Linked DNA regions of Mus musculus: region 1 is linked to region 2. Evidence: chromatin loops called from intact Hi-C (ENCODE). Cell type or tissue: left cerebral cortex. All regions are shown on one strand. Each heading gives the region's core, and the rest is flanking DNA. Links, peaks and the distances in the headings are about the cores only.

Region 1 (10,877 bases), core at 1,364-9,363, 220 kb after region 2:
TCTTTGTCATCACAGCATTGACAGATAGCATCCTGCCTACTCTATTGGGTACTCCAAATAATTAGTGAACTGAATTAAGGTTATGCGTGAAAAATGGAACTGGGTTATGACTCCCAGTTATGTGCCTTATTATGCTAAATTCCTATTCATTTGGTATCTTGCTACTTCCTAGTTTAGCTGGCACTGCGTTGGTTCATTCACTCTCCTTCTCATTCATTTTGGTCATTTTCCCACCTTACTTTTGTTTTATCTACCCTGGATACTATAGATAAAGATGAAGAAGCCTTGATCTTGAGCAGAATCTTCTGGGAAGATGTACACACTGATAATCAATATTCAAGACCAAAGATGCCAAAGATTCTTCTGGAGAGAAAACCTGTTATTCTTCGAGGGGCTAAGGAATGAAACACCACAGGAGAGTTAAGGCGTTAAGAGGCTTCCTGGGGAGCTGGGGGGGGCACACTTCATGGAGCACAGTCTCAGGTCTGAGTAGGCGCCAGTGACCTGGTGCTAACAGCAGAGCACAGCCTTGGGGGGAGGGGAAAGAAGGGGATATGAGAGCCACAGGTTCAATGGCAGGGCCTGAGTTAACATAACACTACAGAAGAAGAACGGAAAATGGAAAGAGTTTTGGTTTTAGATGTACACGGATCAAACTCAGGGCCCACTACATACCAAGCAGGCACTCTCCACTAGGCTGCATCCCCAGATAGAACCCGGGGGATCTCTAAGGAGAAAGTGAGGACTTGCTCACAGGGAATGTGAGCGAAGTAGGAAAGGGCTCTGCCAAGTGTTGGCTTTGGCTCTGGGATGGTTCGAATATTCCTGGCCCAGGGAGTGGCTCTAATTGGAGGTGTGGCCTTGTTGGAGTAGGTGTGTCACTGTGGATGTGGGCTTTAAGACCCTCATCCTAGCTGCCTGGAAGCCAGTATTCTGCTAGCAGCCTTCAGATGAAGGTGTAGAACTCTCAGCTCTTCCTGCTCCAGGCCTGCCTGGATGCTGCCATGCTCCTGCCTTAATGATAATGGACTGAACCACTGAACTTGTAAGCCAGCCCCAATTAAATGTTGTCCTTTATAAGACTTGCATTGGTCATGGTGTCTGTTCATAGCAGTAAAACCCTAACTAAGAAAGGCTCTCTACCAGCAAACTCTTCTAGTGTGATGTCTGGATTTCTCAATTTGGTAGCATATATGTAGGATAGCATTTTTTTTTAATACATAAGAAAAGACTTTCTCTGTTTTAAAGTCTAGAAACTAGTCTAGTTTGTCTTTAGACTTTCTTAGGGGACTTGAGAACCCTAAAAGAAATCTTCCATGATACTTGAAACAGATAAAGAAGTAAGGGTGACGGGCTAAGGGACAGGAGAATAAAAGCCACACATATGTACTTCTGTAGAATGTCTAGCAAGCAAGCCAAGCTCTTCCCTTACTCCTTCTATGCATTTTGAGGAGCACCAGAGATCCAGGACAGAACACTGACAGATGAAACAGCTAGAGTAGATCTGTTAAAGAGAAAGAGCCCTGGGAACAGAAGGAAGGGAAACACTTGCTTATTACAGAAGAGGAACTGAAACGACACAAAGAAACTTCAGAATGAGAAAGGGGAGCCACAAAAGAACAGTACCTGAGAGGTCATGGCAGGACAATTTTTAAAAAACAGTGGTAAACTTTATAAAGTGCTGCTGAGAGTTCATGGTTAAAGATGAAGAGACCCTGGAATCCAATCATTAAGAAGGACGTGGACACCCCCTGGCAATGGTCAACCGGACACCATGTTGGTGGTGTTCTTAGATCAGTCAGGGCGAAGCAGATGGCAGTCCTTTGTTCATCCTAGCTTGATGCTTGGCTTAGTGGCCAAAGCTGTTTTATGCCTAGGACTCATAAAAATCAAACCCAATCTAGGCAGGATGGCATGGGAGGAGGGAGACAGTCAGAGAACTGCCTTCTGTCATGCCACAAAGTGTAGGAAGGGGAAGACACCCACAGACCTGCCCTCCACCCCACAGCAAAGGTGGGCTACATACACATACAATCTTGGTACTACCATGTAGTATATTGAGAGAGGAGGAAGACAGACAGAGACTTATGGAGGACTGTATCACCTACAAGCTTTCCCTCTAGTGCCTAGTGGATTGAGGATGTCGCCCAGGGCCCAGCCAGCCATATAGCCAGTCTGTAGCAGGAGCCACCATAATGTGTTCATATGTAGTGAACAGATGGGAGAGAAAGAGAAGTGGGGCAGCTTGAACATTATAGAGAGATGGAACTGAAGACTCCTCGTGGAGAGGAGTAGCCTGTTATGAGTGGCTAGCCCTGTCACCTGGGGCCACGGTGAGATCCCAGCCTGAGCTGCCTGCTGACGGCCATGATGGGAGGGGTTGGGGTTGCTGTCTATGGCTCATATTACAACTAGAGAATATGAGCACCCACTGGGGACCACATGGATATCCAGGGACTGCGCAGAACTGTACCCATCTCTCACAGCACCAGAGCTCTGGAGAGCTGGCCCCACCTCTCACTGGCAGTAACACTCTGGAGAGCGGGCTGTGTGCCTTTCTCAGGCTACACAGTGGAAGTGGCCCTGCATCTTGTGTGGACAGCACAGCAGAGCTGAACCTGGTGGTGGTGGTACAGGTGAGCCAGCCTTGAGGGCCAGAGTGTAGAGAGCTACCTTGACACCGGTAGCATGAGCATGGGGGTGATACCCTCACCTGTCATCACCTGCCGCGGTCGGGAGAGCAGGCCCTGCACCTTGCCTGACCAGCACAGTAAGGCTGGCCCTGGTCAAGAGGGCATAGGTAAGCCAGACCCAGGACCAGAACACAGGAGAGCTGGCTCTGCCTTAATGAATGCAGGGGTGATGCCCCACCTCTTGCCCCTCACCATTTGCAGAAGTCAGGAGAACTAGCCCTGGGGTCAGGAGAGCAGGTGAGCTGGCCCTGTCTCTTGTTAGCTGTAGCACCTGGGAGAGCAGGTGCTGCACCTTGCCTAGGCAGTTCTGGTCTGGTCGAGGGGGCATGGGTGAGCCAGTCCTGAAGGCAAGAGCAAGGGAGAGCTGGCTGTGCCACTTGTCTGCCACGAGGTAGTGTGGGTTGGGGGGTGACGCTGTCCCCTCCTCACCCTTCACCACCTGTGGCAGTTGGGAAAGCTGGCCCTGGGGTCATGAGAGCTAGTGAGCTGGCCCTGCCTCTCATCTGTGGTGAGGTGGCATGGGCGCACAGGGATTTCTGCCATCCTCCCTCATCACCTGCAATAGTCAATAGAGTTAGCCATGATAGCAGGAGAGCTAGCCTGGTCCCTTCAGTGGCTGCAGCACTAGGGAAAGCAGACGCCTATGTAATACAGTGGAGCTGGCCCTGATGGTGAATGCCAAGAGTGAGCCAGCCCCGGGGATTTGTGAGCACTAGAGCTGGCCCCACCCCTCACCGAATGCAGCACTTGGGAAATTGGGCACCTTGACTGAAAGCACAATGGAGCTGGCTCTTGATGTATGCATGGGTCAGTAATGTTCTTGAGATAACCTGGGTTTCCCTTATGCAGCACCTCTCATTATCCTGAGGTTTCAATATTGATGGTGTCAGAGAAGCCAGAAACCTCGAACCATTTGCAAGTAAAGATGTGTGGTCAGAGGGATATACTATGGGACACACTGTGACATACTCCAGCTTCCATGATGAGATATTTTTCTATGCTTTGTGTGTGTGTGCGTGTGTGTTTTCTTTGGGGGGGGGGTTGCAAGAGTAAAGAGCAGATATGAGTGAGATGAGTGGGACTGGGGTAGATGAGGTAAAACTCACAAAGAATCAAAAAAAAAATTAAAAAAAAAAAAGAAGGAAGAGGAGGACATGGCTTTTGGCAGAGCAATGTCACTGGCTGGCAGGTGGAGAAGAACTTCTATTTTAGTAGGCTGAAGAGTGAGTAAGAAGCTAGGGAGTAAACAGTAAAGTCAGAGGGCTTTTCCAAGAGCAGCACACAGCTAAGCAGGGTGAAGCTGGTAGCGTCAGTGTACAGTGTGGGAGAATGGTGCCTGCTTAGGACAAATCTTATCTGTCAGAGCACATCTGTCAGAGAGCTGTGGGTTACTTCCCATTATTTATGAATCGTGTGTACCATAAGTTGAACACAGCTCACTTCATTATAATGGACATTGGCTCCTGAAGGACACTTGAAGTGCCACTACAGTTTACATCCATGCCAGTGGTCAGCGGGCCATTTTCAGCACCAGAGCATGGGGACCCTGAAACACACCCTCCATCCACCCGCCTCAGGTTAGGAGACTGGGATTTCCTAAGAGGAAATAAATCAAAGAGTAATATAGTGCCCAGAGTTACTTTAAGACCCCGAGGAAAAAAGATTGTTATTTAAAGAGGAACAGGAACAATCGTCCGGGTGACTGCCCTCAGCTAAGCCCTATTTGTAAAAACTTCTTAAACAGAACTCTCTTACCCAATGTTCCAGAGCGAGCATCCTGACCCAACATGTACAAAGCAACTTCTCTTCTGATTTTCTGAAGCCCTGCACTTTCCATCAGATTTGAAAGAAAATAGAAAGTCTCCATTTGCTGTGTATCCCGAACTGACTGCTCCCTAATACGAATTTCCATGGAACGCTATGGCCAGTCCCTCAGAGACATCAGGAGATCCGGGCATCATGCTCACATTGGCAAGCTCTTGGTGTGGAATGGTCCAGCTCAGGCCCACCTCTGAGATACCTTTGTGGTCCTGCTGAGGTCAAAGAATGGCAGCAGAGTCCTGACGGTGGTTTTAAATTCCGGCTTTTTTCATTACTAATTCTGATTACTCAAAAGTTCTTTATCCTATCTGATTCTCAACATGCACTATGGGGAAAAGCAGATGGGGCATACAGTAAACTTTCAAAATCATTAATTCCTCTAGTCTAAGCCTTTCATATATATAAATGCTGACTCAAATTCTACCTCCATGAAGCCTATTCTAATTACACGATCCTCCATCATTCACCTTGCTTTTTTCTGAAATCCTAATATATTTGCCTGCACATAATGCTGAACTGAGGGAGGAAATGAGTGTATTATAGATTCTCAACCCTGAGAGTACAAGGTATGGCACATCCCCTTTCTACTATACCGATACTCTGAGCACACCACCAAGCACACGGACATTCATTAGACAGTCACTGATAACTCAGGATCCCATAATTTTAGAATTTTATGCTATCTATATATTCCCTAACTCAAACTAGCTAGCCTGTGGAGAAGCTCGGACTAGAAAGGTTACAAAGCTTGCCTGGAAGACATCAACTGCTTTGTTGAAAGGTAAAGTATGCATCCTACTCGAAAGCCAGGGAGCAATCTACCCTGTGTTGGTTGCTGTCCTCTGAAGAAGTACCAGGAAATCCACAAGGGCCTTCATGTGCTAGAAGCTATTTGCTTTCCAATATTAAAAGAGTTAAAATGGAATATGGGAGATGTGCTCCTCTGAAAATTGATTCAAACACAAACTAGATTCTTTGATGTCATACATCCAAATAGTTCAACTGGCTTTCCTCTGCTGCCACCTGGAGGGCAGAGAAGATCCTACAACTGATCCAGTGTCTACTTATTCAGCTCTGTGATAAGAAAATTCACTTAAAAAGCCACCTCACAAGTTCACAGTGCAGGGACAAAAAGGAACACATTGCCATTTAATTGGTCAAAACTGTCCTAAGAGCACTGTGAAGAGAATTCTGGGTTCAGCCTGGAGCTGGAGAGCAGAAGTAGTAAGCAGTGGTATTTAAAATGAAGGAGCTCTCACTGGCAGACTTTCTGAACACACCACCATTAGCACAGGCACTATGACCGACAATATATAAATGGGACCTCATGAAACTGAAAAGCTTCCTCCTACCACAGACAAACTTGCTCAACCATGAACATAAAGCAAGAAATTGGAAACAACCTAGATGTCCTTTAAGAGAAGAATGAACTTGTAGGCAAATGAATGAAACTAAGAAAATCACTGAGAGAGGTATCCCAGACTCAGACAACTATGGGGTTCCTGAGTTTGTGAATGAGTGGGTCTCTGATTCTTGTGCCTTCTCTTGGGCTTTTTCCTTCTGTTGGTTTGTCATGGCCAACTTCAATTAGGTGGTTTTTATTTTAGGTTATATTTTATTTTATTATAATTTTTAGGAATGAATGAATGAATGAATGAATGAATGAATGAATGAAAATCCAATCACTACAGTAAATGTCAATAACCGAACTGCTACTGTTTCCTGCTGGGTAAGGAAAAATCCGTTCTCTCCAATAAAGTGGCACTGGGTACATTACTCACCCCTTATATTCATGAGTAATTGAGAAACCTAAAATAGACTCTCCAGTTTTTGTTTTGTGTGTGTGTGTGTGTGTGTGTGTGCTTTTATTTGGATATAGTTCAGTGTTTTTAAATTTCTTTTTGGCTGTGGTTTTGCTGTTATATTGGGTTACTGTTTGTTTTTTTGAGAAAGAACTTACAGTTGGGTGGGGAGGTGGGGAGAGGCTATGGAAGGTCTTGGAGGAGGGGGTGAATATGCTCAAAATATAATTAAATTTAAAAAGTGTTTTAAATGTTAAAATATAATTAAAAAGCTAAAAAATAAAGAGTTCTCATGGCACTGAGCAGGACATTGCTAGGCAGAGAACAGGAGCTAAAGCCACTCCGGCATGGGGAGGCTCTGCATGGGGGACAACTAGGAAGAGGGAGATGAGGCAGAGCGTGTTCAGGAGAGGTCTGTTTTCTACTTGGACAGAGTAATGCCCTAAGCAAGGACACAAAATAGATGTGGGAAGAGAAGGATGGGATAAAGACAACTGAGGGAAAAGGACACTTTCAGGTAAGTGGGGCTGAGGCAGGAGGATTACTATTTTTTAGACTAGTCTGGCATATATACTGGGACCTTATCTTAATAAACAAACATGCACAAATAAAAATGAAAAAGAGAGCCAGGCAGTGGTGGCGCACCCCTTTAATCCCACACTTGGGATTAAAGAGTGAATTCCAGGACAGCCAGGGCTACACAGAGAAACCCTGCCTCAAAAAACAACAACAACAAAAAAACAACAACAAAACAAAAAACAAAAAAAAAGGAAAAAGAGACTAAAGAGTAATTCCTTTGCAGAACTAAATAGTCACTCGACATGACTTTAAAACTGATTGGTTCTGCATTAATTTTCAATTTTGTCCAGAAACTGGTCCTCTAAGCATAAAGATCAATTAGAAAAAAATTTCTTATATATAGAAAAATATTTATTTTTATTTAATATTCGTTATGGATCCAGCTATGAGTCCTTTGGAGTCTATTAAACTAGGTAGTTATTCCAGCTAATGTGAAGCTGTCTGCAGATTAATTTGATATCATCTATCATCATATAAGGGAGTTCACATCTAGTAATGAATCAACAGCCTTTATTACCTAGACCTCAAATAATGTCCTCATTCAGTATAAAGGTTAGCTGAATTGAACTCTATTCTTCACCTACACAACCCAGCTTCTCTCAGTAATACCCTAATTATCTGACAGTGATTTTTGATTAGTTAAAACTTAGACTATATAATATTTAAGACAAATAAAAAAGATGAACAGTACAAACTAATACCTGTGCATCATTAGCATTCAACATAAGGATAATAGACAGTATTAATTTCATATTAAAATATAGAAGCTTTCCTGGATCCTGAAATTTTTAATTAGCTCATACTACGTTGACCTTTGGGTCTGTTCCTTACATCCTTATGTCTATTTATATTCATTAAGAATGTGAAGAAACACAGGTTCTAATTAAGCTGGCTATTCTTAAAAACCACGCTGGGTATTTGCTATGTGATTTGGGGTAAAGCAGGTTCCCTTTCTAACCTGTTCCTTGTATGTAAATGAGAGCTCAGAATATCTTCTTTGTAAATTTGTTGTGAGGATTAATAATAATTGATGGAAAACAAGTATTTCATACAAACTACAAAGCAATTTACTTGACAGTATTCATGTTGTTATTAAAAATGTCTTTCTGTGCTTAGCTTCTCTAAATCTAATCGATTTGAAATAAAATCTACCCAAAAGTCTAAATGGTGCCACTATTTTAGACTTCAGGCTGCTTATCTCATTTAATTTGTAAACCCTGTATGCTGTAGGAATCCTGTATCTCAGGTTGTGAGACTGCGTTCTTCATGTGGGTTCACTTACCTGTGTCTAACCTCCTTGTCTATCAGTTACAGAGATTCCAAACTACCACAATAAAATGAATGTCACTGTAATAAAGCAAGTCTTTGGGTTTTCTAGTGCATATAAACAAAATGTTTAATATTTTTATAGTCAATTTTGCTGTAGCAGTGCCTAAAAATACAATGTATGCAACCTTAATTCAAAAATTATATTGTGCTGACAAGATGGCTTAATAGATACAAAGGCAGTTACCACTAAGCCTGGTGACACTAATTGATCCTTCCCTCCCTCCTCCTTCCTTCCTCCCTCCCTCCTCCCCTTCTTTCTTTCTTTTTCTTCTTTCTTTCTTTCTTTCTTTCTTTCTTTCTTTCTTTCTTTCTTTCTTTCTTTCTTTCTTTCTTTCTTTCTTTCTTCTTCTTCTTCTTTTTTTTTTTTTTTGTTTTGTTTTGCGTCAGGGTTTCTCTGTGTAGCTCTGGCTGTCCTGGAACTCACTCTGCAGACCAGGCTGACCTCAAACTCACAGAGATCCGCCTGCTTCTGCTTCCTGAGTGCTGGCATTAAAGGTGCGTGTCACCACTGCCTGGCCTTCCTTCTTTCTCTCGCTTATTAATTTTGGACTTCTTGAGATGGGTTTGAGACAGACCCAAGCTGGCCTCAAGGTTGTGCTAATCCTCCTGCCTCAAGCATTCTCAGTGCTCTGTTGTACCTGGCTTTGACCTTTCCTTTCACAGAAAATTTCTGGGTAGCCTGGGATGTCAGCTGATGCTCTCTTCTCTTCTCTTCTCTTCTCTTCTCTTCTCTTCTCTTCTCTCCTTCTCCTCCTCCTCCTTCTTCTTCTTCATTTTTTTTTTTTTGGTTTTTTTGAGACAGGGTTTCCTGTGTATCCCTGGCTGTCCTGGAACTCACTTTGTAGACCAGGCTGGCCTCGAACTCAGAAATCCGTCTGCCTCTGCCTCTCCAGTGCTGGGATTAAAGGCGTGCACCACCACTGCCGGCTGCTATTTTATTTTCAATGTATATTTCACCTACTGTCATGTACACTTTGCTCTCTTCTTGCTCAAGATTCATACAAGGGAAAAAAGATTACATCAACAAAGAAAAAGTAGGTTCAACTCTGCTATAGACATTTAGACAAGGAAAACATTTTAGAGCAAAAATGGAGAGAAATAGGGAAACTATAAAACCTTTTCTTTAATTGGCAACTGTCATAGTTTTAGAGATAATTTTAAGTGTTTTTAAAAATGATGGCTTAATTATGTTTTAAAATTTCTAACATTCCAAAGATGATATCAAATTAATCTGCAGACAGCTTCACATTAGCTGGAATAACTACCTAGTTTAATAGACTCCAAAGGACTCAGGAAGGTTGGGATGAGGGTAGATGGATGACTCAGTCAGTATAGGTCACCCCTTGAGAAGCAAGCAGAGCTGAGTATAATGTGGGTTCTTCAGAGGGACAAGCAATTCTAGCCTTCTGTGGAAACAAACTATTTATAGCCATTTCTTGGATGGATGGAAGGAAGGACATCTGAAGGAAGAAAGTGATATAAAATTCAGGGCTGGTCAGAGGGAGGGAAAAGGGAGCAGGGATACAAAGAGGAGAAAAGGCAGGCAGAGACAGTCAGTCACTATCAGCTCTAATATTAGCCCGGGGAATTATTTATATTCTGTTGCTAAGGAAAACTTGGAGCTTTGGAAAATGAACTTGACCACTACATGATTGTGACAGCTGCTACTTAGCGTGGTGTCCCTGCAGAGCTATCTGCCAACTGCTGGCTACTTGCCATTTCTGTCCTGCAGTCTGCTAGTCAAATCATCTGGCCCTTCAGAGCCAGATGAGCCTGCTGGTTTCTATAGTCCCCATGTCAACCCAAAACATGGAGGGTAGCGATTAGTTCTATATTCTGGGCTACAAATCAAGACAGGCTGGCCCTGGAATCAAACTTTTACTTTTGAATGGGTATTATTTTAATTCAAAAGTTGAAATATTTCAATATAGAGGAAAAGAGGGCCTAGCCGATGATAAGTGAAGACTTTATACAATCTTATGACTTCAACTTACTTATGACTTTCATTAGAGTAAGGAACCTATTTCTCGTTCCTGTCCATCATGTAAAGAAAGGAAGTAGCAGCTGAACACACTACAGCTTTTTCAGGAAAGCAGACATTAGTAAACCCAAGACCATTTCTCCTTAAAATTAATAAATCATATTATGTATTTTGTTGTGAGATGTGAATTCAAGATCATGGCTGGCCATGGCAGCTCAGAACACACAGTTCTGAGAAGAGATGCCTCAGCTACTAAGTGAGACCTTGTCTTAAGAAAACAAAACCCAATTAACCAGGCTTGACATTCCAAATACTCTAGGGGATGGGGCATAGAGACCCTATGTTCTGCCAGAGCAACAGAGCAAGTTTAAGCCCCCGTTTCTCCAAAAAAAAAAAAAAAAAAAAGTTAACAAAGGGGCTAGGGAAAGAGGAGCACTCTCATATAGGCAAAGGGGAGGGTAGATATGGGATGGGGGGGGGGGTCGCGGGATGGGGGGGGGTGGAGGGGGTAACCGGGAAGTGGGATATCATTTGAGATGTAAACAAATGGAAAAGGAAAGAAAGAGAGTGCTTATCTAGCAGCAACAAGGACAGGCCCTAGGTTTAATCTCTAGTCATACTAGTCACACAGAGACACAGACATACAAATACACACAAATATACCTACACAGA
Region 2 (10,877 bases), core at 1,578-9,577:
CCCATTGAGATGAGCCCTCTGTGTAGGCCTGGCTGTCCTGGAACTCACTCTGCAGACCAGGCTGGCCTCTCACTTAGAGATCCACCTGCCTCTGCCTCCTGAGTGCTGAGATTAAAGCCATGTTCCACCACCACCACCGAGTTCCCTCTGGGTCTTAATGGTTGTTTTGCTTATTCATTTGAATTTTAATGGGGTCCAATCTAGCTCTGTAGCCAAGAGTGACCTTGAACTTCTGAATTCGTTCTGAATTCTTCTGACGATGTTTTTAATTCTGTAGCTAAAACGTGTGCATCACTGTGCCCAATTTCTGTGGTGTCAGGGATCAAATGTGAGGGCCTTGTGCATGCCAGGCAAGCACTCTGCCAAGTGGACTATATATGCGCCCTCACCAGCTTTTCTTTGTGTAAGCCTTGTGTATCATGTGTATCTGATATTAGCAGATTTGCTGATATGATAGGAGATAGAACCATCCCCTTCCCAAGTGGGAATCATGGTTTGTTTGTATGTGTTGATACCAAGTCTGAAATGTCAGCTGTGTAAAATGAAATGAACCCTGGGATTGCTTCAGCTTTGCCAGTGCATCCTACCCTGTGCAGTACCAACACTGCACACACTGAAGACATCCAGTTTCAACTCAGGCCACCCGTGTGCCTGACAGAAGCTAAGGTTTTATAAAAAGAACACATTTTACTATGTTAGCTTTGAAGCTTGCTGATACCTTAGAGTAGTGGTTCTTAATGAGTTGGTCACAACCCCTTTGGCAAACCAGTCTCCAAAAATACAATACAAAAATACAAACAGAAGCAAGGTTACAGTTATGAAGTAGCAGTGGAATAAATAACTTTATGGTCAGGAATCACCGCAACCTGAGGAACTGTGTTAAAGAGTCACAGCGTTAGGAAGGCTGAGAACCACTGCCATGGAGGAATGCTGGATAAATGGAGAAAGAAGGTAAAGTAAAATAGCCACTGAGTTTCTACCTTAAGAGGCCCTGCAGGAGAGAGGACTGGAGTTAGCACCTGAGTCAGGAAGACGATGGCAGATTGGGCAGATAGACTAGAGAAGTCTACTAGCTAGACCAGAGAGAGTGAAGTTCCAGTTTTAATGGCGGACAAAACTACAAACCTTCATTCTGTCACTGAGCATGGAATCCCGGATTTTGCCTCAGTTGAAGGTCCACTTGGATTAAGTAGCATGAGCCTATATAAAAATCAAAACACGGAAAGAGAGGGGTTAATAGCTTCTGGTTTGGTAGAATGACTAAGATACATCCAGGCTGCCCACCGCTGAAAGTGGGGTTGTAATCCCAGCACCTAGGATGCTGGGTCAAGAGGACTGTGGGGCCGCAGCCATCCTGGGGGACAAAGTGCAAACAGTGTTGGTGGGTGATTAGTGTGTGATTAGCTGAATAAACAGTATTCATTTCTGTGGCCGTGGTAGAAACTGGGCCTCTCAGCAGGGCCGTACCATAAGTAAAAGTCCCGTGGACTCTATTATCTCCCACCCTAACCAGGCTTCTGCAACAAGCACCTTTCCCCACGAGCCATTGCCAGCCCTGAGGCCTTGTGCAATGGATATTTGGCAGACTTAGAAGACCTGCTTGTGTCTTGGGATGGACATGGAGAAGTTTTTGGTGCCCATGGATGTTTTACTGGGCCCAGTCCTGCCTAGGGTTGTTCATGTAATTTGACTCTTAATAGATTCCTATATACATGAAACAGGAGGTGTATTGGACAGCAGGTATTTTAAATGGGCACAAAGCATGAAGCCAGAGCTGAGCAGTAGTAGCTGACATAAGCTAGTCAGCATATATTAAAATGTTCTGTTGAGCTGGGATGAAACTCGGGAAAACCACTTGCCAAGGACCAGAGAGAGGCCTTAGGTTTGGTTTCCAGAAACATCAGAAGAAAAGGTTTCCTTCTGCCACAATGCTGCAGAAATAGAATCTGGAATATTGCTTGTTGAAGAGTTTCGGAAGAGAGCATTGAAGACCCCATCGTCAGCATGTTATGGGCTGGCTGCATTTGGAGCCATCCTTCCTCAACGTGACTGAAACACCGGAGTTTATGGCTTCTCCCCGTTTGGGCCTTCTGTCCTCAGTCCTTTGCCTGTGGCCCAAGTTTCTCAACTTCGAGAGATTTCATGTGTAACTTGTAAAGAAAATGCTGCTTAAAACATTCTAAGCAAAACGCAATGCTGTTGTAAATCCATTTTTAAGCTATAATCAATTTGTAAGGTATTTGCAGACTTTGTAAACAAATTTCATGTATAAATAGCACATACAAATGTTCCTGCACGTTTTCATCAGTATAGATGAGACGTGTCAAGCCAGCCAGCAGCAGAAGTAATAATCCCACTCCAGGTTGGAGTTCTGAGAAAAAGGGTAGAGGGCTGTGGTGGGTGAGGTCGTGTGTGGTGAATGTTTGAATAACCTGCTTTCAACAGGGATGGCATTAGTGACATCCTATGGTCTGTTTCAGGTGAGTAGAGACCACAGGGCTGTTGTACAGAAAGGCTGTTTTATAGAAACATAGTTACCTTACACACTTACCTTCCAGTGTAAGGTGGACCATCGGTTTGCTAGTCCCTGGCAAGCCTCATGCTAGAGGTAGAACAGTGCTGAGCTGCCCTGCCGGTGCTTTCCCATCTGCTCTGCTGTGAGCGTACTGGACTGGACAAACGATCGGGGCTGCTGGTCTGACAGCAAACGATAAAAGGAGAAATGTGCATCTAATTTTAGCCTACATCATAACCATGTGTATTCATTATACTTTGAAATTGATATGGGATGAGGGCCTATGCAGGCTCTTAAGTGCTCTCTAGGCAATGACCATGAGCATAGTCGACTGGGGAAGTGGAGGGGTGTCATTAAAGGTAGTCCCAGGTGCCTGGGAGTTGTTTGGTGTTTCCAAGCCAGTCAAAACTTGCAAGGCACCCTAAGCTCTCAGACAAGTGCTAGTCACCTATAGCTTTCCTGCTGCAATTGAAAGTGTACTTCCCATGCTCAAGGTGGTGGTCACTTAGCGCCAAACTCAAACCAAGTGTAAGGAGCAAGTGGTGCAGCATGTGGAACCCAAAGATTAACAGTCCTTCCTAGCAGGGCCAACTTTGGGACTGGGTCTATTCTAAGAACATTTTGCTCTGTCCCACTTCTTGCCTAGGACTTCCTGCAGGTTCCAGAGAAATAAGAATATTGTCCATGAGGTTTGGTGAGCCTGCTTCATCTGAGTATGGTGGGCATATGCCCTAGGGTTCAACCTACAGGTACCGGCCAACCATTGTGTGTATGGTCCTGGTGTGAGGAGACTTTCAGAGAAGAATCTAGTGGTCACATGTAAGTCTTGAAATGGCCGCCCTCTGTGTTGAACGAATGCCTCCTGCTCTGATTCCATTGCCTCACTGATGCTGAGAATACATGCCCAGTACTGTTGCCATGGCTACTCACAGGCAGGAAGCAAGTAAGTCCTGGGTACCAGCTTTTAGTAGTTGTCATGCCTTGGAAAACTGACATAGGTCATGGAGGCTTTTAGGCTCCTGCTTATCTCATTGCTCTGTTTCTATCACTACATCCTCCCCTCTCCATCCATTGAACAAGCAAACGCAAACAGGACTTTTCACTGAATCAAGTGGAGTAGTGTCGGGAAATAAAGGGTAGGGGGTGGGGGTGGGGGTGGCTGAGGCTGGAGAAGGGATGAGGTAGTGAATCTGATAAAGCTCTTTGCCCAACTGCTCATTTCTCAGAATGACAGCCTGTCTTCTGTCTGCTACTCCAGCGGTGGCCACCAGATAGTGCTATTTTGTTTCCTTGAGTGTTATGGAGCCTTTTGGTATTTTTCTGGGTTCATCCTGTTTAGGGGCCAAAAGCAGAAAAACACTAGTTTGGGCAACTTTCAATAAGATCAGCAGTTTTAAAGGCTCCAGGACTTTCTAGGGGAGAAAATACTGTGCACTGGATCAGTTCATTGCTTTGTTGCAGCAAGATGTCTGCACACGGAAGTTAGAGTTCATTTGAGAGTAAAGTCTGACATGGTGGGGAAGCCACAGCAGCAGCAGTAGCTGGAGGTCAGGCTGCATCTGTATTTGATTCAGCAATCTAGAGAAGCTGCTCACAGATTTGCCTCCAAGTGATTCTACTCCCTGTCAAGTTGATGATAGTTCTAACTTAGGGTAGGTTTATGTACTGACCCCAGGGAGAGCAAAGGTGAGAGAAAGAGGTCTTCTTGCTGTGGGTGGCTGGCTTTGGTTGGGCTGGTGTGCTCGCGGGAAACCTCACTGTTCTTCCCCCAGAACCGTCTTCACTGGAAGAGGATTGAGGGCAGTGGGCACTTAGCTGAATCCAAATCTGCTGGGTCTTAGGGATGCAAACAGGAGATGATGACTTTCTTTCTGCCGGCCAGCCTGTAGAGTGAGCCCGGGGAAGCCATTGCTAAGAACGGTAACACTAAGAACTGGGGTAGAACTATGTGCAGCAAGACACCAGCTCTCAGGCTGCTTTTTACTTCATATTTCTATTGTGTCTCAACAAAGTTTTGTTGCATTTGCATGTGAGTGCATGAGTTGAGGGGTCAGGGCAATGTGGGGGAGTTGGTTCTGCCATGTAGGTCCAGGGGTCCAATGCTGGTTGTCAGGCACAACAGCAAAACCATAAACCCACTGTCTCATTGGCCACTGTTGAGTTTTTAGAAAAACACTTTTGTATCACTGCCGAGCAGACATGATTCTTACAGATTTACATGCGATTAATACTTGTAATACAAAGTATTTGTAGGTAAGGTAGGATATTTTTTAAAATTTATTTTCTTCCTGTATGGGTGTTCTTCCTGCATGTGTGTCTGTGCGCCATGTGTCTGGGACTGGAGTTGCAGACAGTTGTGAACCATCATGGGTGCTGGGGATTGCACCTGTGTCCTGTGGACGAGCAATCAGTGGTCCTAATCACTGAGCCATCTCTCTCCAGCTCCAGAGTGGGTCATTAAAAACAAAAAAGTGTGAGTGTGGGCACCAGAGAAGACCTGTCTGGGCCTGGAGTTCCAGGCAGCCATGAGCCCCCTCACACAGGGATGCTGGGAATGGAACTCAGTTCTCTGGAAGAGTAAATACGTGCTCACAGAGTCATCCACCCTTCCAGCCCTGGGGATTTTTAAAGATGCCTGTGAGAATGTATGCCACATGTGGGCGGTGCTTTCAGGAGCTAGGAAAGGAAGTAGAATCTCCTGCCAGCTGTAAGCTGGCTAGTGTGTCTGCTGGGAGATGCCGGGTCCTCTGGAAGAGCAGGATGAACCCTTAGCCACTGAGCCTTCTCTTCAGGCCCAAGGATGGGATTTTGATGGCAAAAATTATGCCCTTAATCATGAACTTTATACAGTTCGGACTGAACATGTCTGTCTTCTACATCTGCCAGAAACTTGGATAGCACTCCAGTGTTCTGATGTGGAAGGCCATCTCTTAAGAATCTTCTTTTTTTTTTTTCCTTTAACAGCAACCACAGTTACTTCTACTTAGAATCTAATGCAGTGAAGCCATTTGGCAGCGTGCGCGATTGGAGAAGAGTAGGCTGTTTTCCAGCTTTTGAAGAAGTCGCAGGAAACTTTTAGCGCACAACAGAAGAGGGCAGCAGAGGGCAGGACTGAGTTACTTTCCTAGTTCCCAGGGCTGGAGCTGGGTCCACAGGAGGGAAGGCGGGGTAGACTGAGGTGCTCAAGGTCACTACAATCCTTAGCTCTAAGTTGGACACCAGGATCTGTCTTCTATAGTGTGGCACCGGGAGGAGGATTGGGTTGTAGGATTAAGATGAAAGGTCAGGGTTTGAATTTGTATTTCACCAATTGCTAGAAATCAGCTGCTAAGCTAACGACGCCAGCTGTGTGTGTGCCCAGCAGGTTAAGCATCTCCTGTATTTTCGGTTGGGGGGGGGGGAACGACAGCTGCACTGATTCATGAACTCTTACAAAACATGGTTTAGCATTGGAGGTGCTGTGCATATAGATCTTAGTTTCCTTGCTCATTCATTGTGTTTTGTTTTTGAAACTGGTTTTCTCTGTGTATGTAGCTCTGGCCATTCTGGAACTCGCTGTGTAGACCAAACTGGCCATGAACTCAGATCTGCTTGCCTCTGCCTCCCGAGTGCTGGGATTATGTGTACCACCATGTCTAGGTCTTGAGTTCTTGCTGTACTAGACATAATGGAACTTAGAAGAAAGAACAAAGCTTTGAAAGGCAAAACATTGAATTGACAGGAACTGTGTCACTGTTAAACTAGCTGTGTGACCTTGCTAAGGAAGGATTCAGGCCTACACACAAAATGAGATTGGTATCCAAGATCCTCAGGGGGACGCTGGAAATGATGGCACATGCCTGGCATCCAGGTTCTTAGAGGCTTTGGCAGGAAGATTGCAACTTTGAGCTCCCATTCAGCTACACATAGAAAGCTGCCTAAGAGTATCCAGAAAGTCTATAAAAAAGCCTTCCCGGCTACACAGTCTATCTGCTTCTCCCCCTGTCAGGTTGGCTCCCTTAAGTACCGTTTTAGATCAGATGCATTGACAGTGGGTGGTGCCAGGGCTTGGCTCAGGAGGAGTCTGATACTGAGAGTGGATGCCAACCTTCCGGGTAGCAGGAGTAGAGGAGGGTGGAAATGGTCTCACCAGCTAGCTCAAGTACTCATAAAGGGGTGGCAGGGGCGTGATGTGGATTTGGGGAAGGCTGAGGAAGAGGCGTTTGAAACGGCATTTGTGGTGGTAATGAGAGGAAGCTAGTACAACGTGTAGAGTGTGGGACAGTCTGTGCCGTGGCTACTTTGTATCAACTTAAAGTCCTCATGACTTTCAATGAGGTTGTCTTGGTTTTCAGGTGAGGAAATTGAGAATCAATTGATAAGGCTAAATTGGCCAGCCCTGGACCAAAAGGACGTTGGCACAAAAGAATCATGAGTATTACTAGGCTAGCCTGGGATACACTGTGAGACTGCCTCAAACAAAAAGAACCAGAGGTTGGGAAAGGCCACCCAGCTGGTACACAGAGGTAGCAAGAGAACCCTGATCCAGATCCTGGCATTCTGCTGGGCACTGGGGTTCCTTCCCCACCCCTCGATGGGTAAGGCTTACAAAAGCTTTTCTCTTAGGGAACATTTTTTTTTCCTTAAGCTGGATGAGCATTTTATTCTAGCTGGAAATGTAGTTCAAGAGACCCTATAAGGCCCAGGTGTCTTGCTTCAGAGGGTAGGTAGGTCACATGCTGCCCTTGGGGCTATGGCAGGGGAGTGGCAGCCCTGCTCTGCCACTCAGCTTCCAGACACCTTCACCACTGTGAACAAAGTGCCTGGGGCTGTGCCTGGGCCCGTTTTTTTTTTTTTGGTTATCGAGTTTTCGGCAAAAAGTAACTCAATCTAAGAAAATCAGAAGCCCTGTAAGGAACAGAAGTGTCCAAGCAAAAGTCTACCTGGGAAGGGACCCTTAGTACCATGCAGGTTGGGTCCCAGTAGGCCACTCTCGTGTCAGAATCTTCCTGGGTCACGAGCACCTGGTCTGCTCCACACCCAGGTAAGAGACCTACCTTGCAGGCTGCCGTGCTGCTGAGCCTGAGCTGCACACATAGCCGTAGAAATACAGTGTCCCGGCTGTGGGGAGGAGCAGAGGGCCAGCCCAGGGTGTTCCAACCTTAATCTTCCCCCAGCCAGTAGTCTCTGGGCTTCTAGATTCACTGACATTCCTCTGCAAAGACAACTTCTCTGAGGCAAATTATGTGGAGAGTTCTAAGACTTAGTGACCTACTGGATCTAGACCAGATCTAGAAGTAGTCATGATGTTGCCTGGCACTTATGGAACAATTCCTAAACGTCCGTGCTTACCGGTTCCCATCACTTCTAAATGAACCCAGGGCCTCACAGACTGAGAGGTGAGCTGAGATTCAAACTCACACATCAGACTACAGAACTGAAACTGGTGAGCGTCCTCTCCTCCCCGAAGCCCACACTGCCTGTGGCCGTTTTGATTTAGTTAGTGGGTTTTAGAGAGAGGGTTGCGCTCTGTAACCCGGGTTGGGATGGAGCTTACTTAAGTGTAGCTCAGGGCTGGTCTTGAACTCCAAGAAATCCTCCCACCTCACTGGGCAAAACGCTAGGATTACAAGAACAGCGCCATTCCTGGCTTTTGATCTGTCAGTGTTGGGGGCTCAAGGCCAAGGTTTATTAGTTCCTAGAGAAGTGCTACATCATAGGGCTCCATCTCCTTCCGCGTAGGACATCTTTTTAGAGGCCATCGGGGGAGGGGCCTCACAAGCTCTTCAGTCTAACTCCAGAGTTGTCCTAAACTTAATGCCTTCAGTGCCTTTGATTCAGTTGCCTTTCCAAGAAAAATCAAGGATCTGGTGTGTGAATTCTATTGTGGTCTTGCCCTGGCTTCTCTGACCTTTCAGGATTCCCCCCCCCCCTACACACACACACACACACACACACACACACCATGGTGTCACAAAGCTATTTTGTCTTTTCCTAGTATGGCAACAGTAGCTACCTTTTGCCATACTTAATCTTTTTTTAGATTTATTTAACATGTGTGGGAGTTTTGCCTGCTTGGGTGTCTGGGCACCATGTGCATGCAGTACCCATGGAGGTCAGAAGGGGGCGTCAGATCTCTAGTAACTAGAGTTAAACAGATGTGAGCCACCGTGGTGCTGGGTACCCTATTAGACTGGAAAAGCAGGGGATGGATGCCATGAACTATTTAGCCAGTGGAGTCTCTTAAAGTGGTGCGAGTCTTCATTCAGCCAATAAGGAAACAGAGCTTGGGACCACAGGGCTGCACCACTTCTCTGCTCAGGCCACACTGATCCATTCGTGTCTGGTTTTCTCTGCACTGCATCCCTAGGGAACATCTGTGCTACAGAGGCAGAAAACAGATACTTCCTGAGGGGAAGCCCACAGTCCATTTCTGCTCTCCACATGAGGTCACAGCAGTGGCTCTCACCGGGGATCCAACGACACCTTAACTTACCTGCTGGTGCATATATCTCCCTCTGTCACGAGGTAGCTGTGAGCTTGAGGTTTGTCAGTGTCCCCTCCTCATTGGCAGTCCCTACCAAGGCTCCCAAGAGCCAGATGTGGGCAATGAAGTGTGTAGTGGACAGAAGATGGGTATATTGATCAGTCCAGACCTTGCGAGACTTTCTCTGTCTTTATTGGTGACAAATAGAGAAGGGTGGTAGTGGGCCTGGGAAGTGTGGACTGTGGCTCCTTCCCTGCTGTGGCAGTTGGTGCTCCCCTCCCACAGCTAGGGGCTGTCTGAAAGACAGTTCTATGATACAACCCCAATTTATGGAGAGTTTCCCGGGCGATGGGATTTTAAAGTGCAGAGGTTAATTGTTCCGAAAGGGTTTCAGCTGATTTGCTTTTCATCTTGTCGTGGTGGAGGGCTTCAAAGTCCGTGCACACCCTCTGAGAAGGAAAGACAACCTGCCTTCTATGATTGCTAATTCTGAGCCATATGTTCCTCACATCGTAGAAAGCTTACAACTCCCTCCGAGAAGTGTCTCTCAGTCTCAGCTGGCTCACCAAGAGTGTTCAGGACAGTGGGTGGGTCGAATAGTTCAGAGCCCTCTCCTGCCCATTCAGAGGGGTGAATGAAAGCCAAGGCTCATTCCAGCTGTCTGGGGCATGACGCTCAGTGTGACATAAAGCTCTGTGCTTCACCAAGGAGCGGTCCTCTGCTCCCAAGGTTTGGGGTGCTGCTTGTTTTGAGTCTGAGAAGGAGAAAGATCATTTGGAGGTAAGAGAAGACTGGGAAAGACAGTTTTCTCCACTCCCTGGGATCGGATACACCTGCAGTCATTATCTGCAACTTCCTGAGTTTCTTCCATAGGCTGGATAGAGAGTTGAAAACTTGAAGCCGTTTTCTTCCGAGGGCCGTGGAGTTACTCAGGACTCCTCCGCCCTCCACTGTCGTGCTTTAGTTGGGAATCTTCTCCTAACTTGGTAGTAATATTTTATAAGATTATTTTATGTGTACGAGTGTTTCATCTGCATACACATCTGTGGGCCTGATACCCACAGAGGCCAGAAGAGGGAATTAGGTTCCCCGGGAACTTGATTTATGAATGGTTGTGAGCCACCATGTGGGTGCTGGGAACCAAATCCAAACCCTCTGAAGAGCAATGAGTATCTGTTAATCAATGTTATCTGATGAGCCAGCCGTCTTTCCAGCCGCAGCAGTAATGCGTCATTGTTTTGTGATTTCACCCTAAAACGTGGAAGCTCGGCCCTTGCCACTTGTCACACCAGGATTTATTGGCTGGTTAATTGACTGATTGAGGCAGGGTCTCTCTATGTAGCCCTGGCTGTCCTGGAACTGTCTATGCAGACTAGGCTGACCTCAAACTCAGAGAAATCCACCTGCTGCAGGGATCAAGGTGTGCGGGATTAAACTCTGCCAGGATCTTTATTTTTAATTAAAATCCAAGATAAGATATGGATTGCATGGTGTCTCACTTTATTTTAATCCGTGTTTTATCCATCCCCATTTGATGACCTAATGTCTTCTGTATTTAAGGCATTTTATGGGAGATCTAAAAATCACATAAACTACTATAAGCATTACTAACTTAAATAAAATATAGTTTAAAATACACTTAAGCTTGGCTTGTCCACAGAATCAGATGGTAAGCAAACCTAGACCACTGGAGCCAGGGATTTCATGTGAGTTTGAGAAGCCCGTAGATTGAACAGCACTTGCCAAGCAAGTGCTTCGGAGTCGCTCCAGCCGCGTGTGCTTAGTTGTCAAGAGGAATGCAAACCTCTCAAGAGGACTAAGGTGTGTTTCTGGCTTCATGCTTGTATTCCTGAGTGTGCAGGGCGGAAGAAGGCAGGCACTGAGAGCTTGCCCCAC

Evidence for each region. Peaks named below come from ENCODE experiments on the same cell type or tissue, not always from the same donor. Only the 100,000 strongest peaks of a DNase experiment are listed, where the experiment ranks them.
Region 1: a loop joins it to region 2, with 6 times the contacts of the local background. A loop is called at or near these places in 16 of 42 quality-filtered maps.

Annotation. Positions count from the first base shown.
Region 1 is chr1:134,848,983-134,859,859 of GRCm38, forward strand. All of the region lies in intron 13 of Ppp1r12b (protein phosphatase 1, regulatory subunit 12B), which reads right to left. It overlaps LOC115487658 (a small nucleolar RNA gene), which reads left to right and starts at 1,747; the gene lies at 1,747-1,886. In left cerebral cortex, for the core only: a CTCF peak has its summit at 5,548 (motif pointing left); a DNase peak (open chromatin) is centred at 5,543.
Region 2 is chr1:134,633,101-134,643,977 of GRCm38, forward strand. No RefSeq gene overlaps it. Among named protein-coding and RNA genes, the nearest start is that of Syt2, 71 kb to the right of the region's middle. In left cerebral cortex, for the core only: CTCF peaks have their summits at 3,785 (motif pointing right), 5,605 (motif pointing right) and 8,613 (motif pointing right); DNase peaks (open chromatin) are centred at 2,759, 3,439, 3,793, 5,171 and 3 more places; H3K27ac peaks cover 241 bases.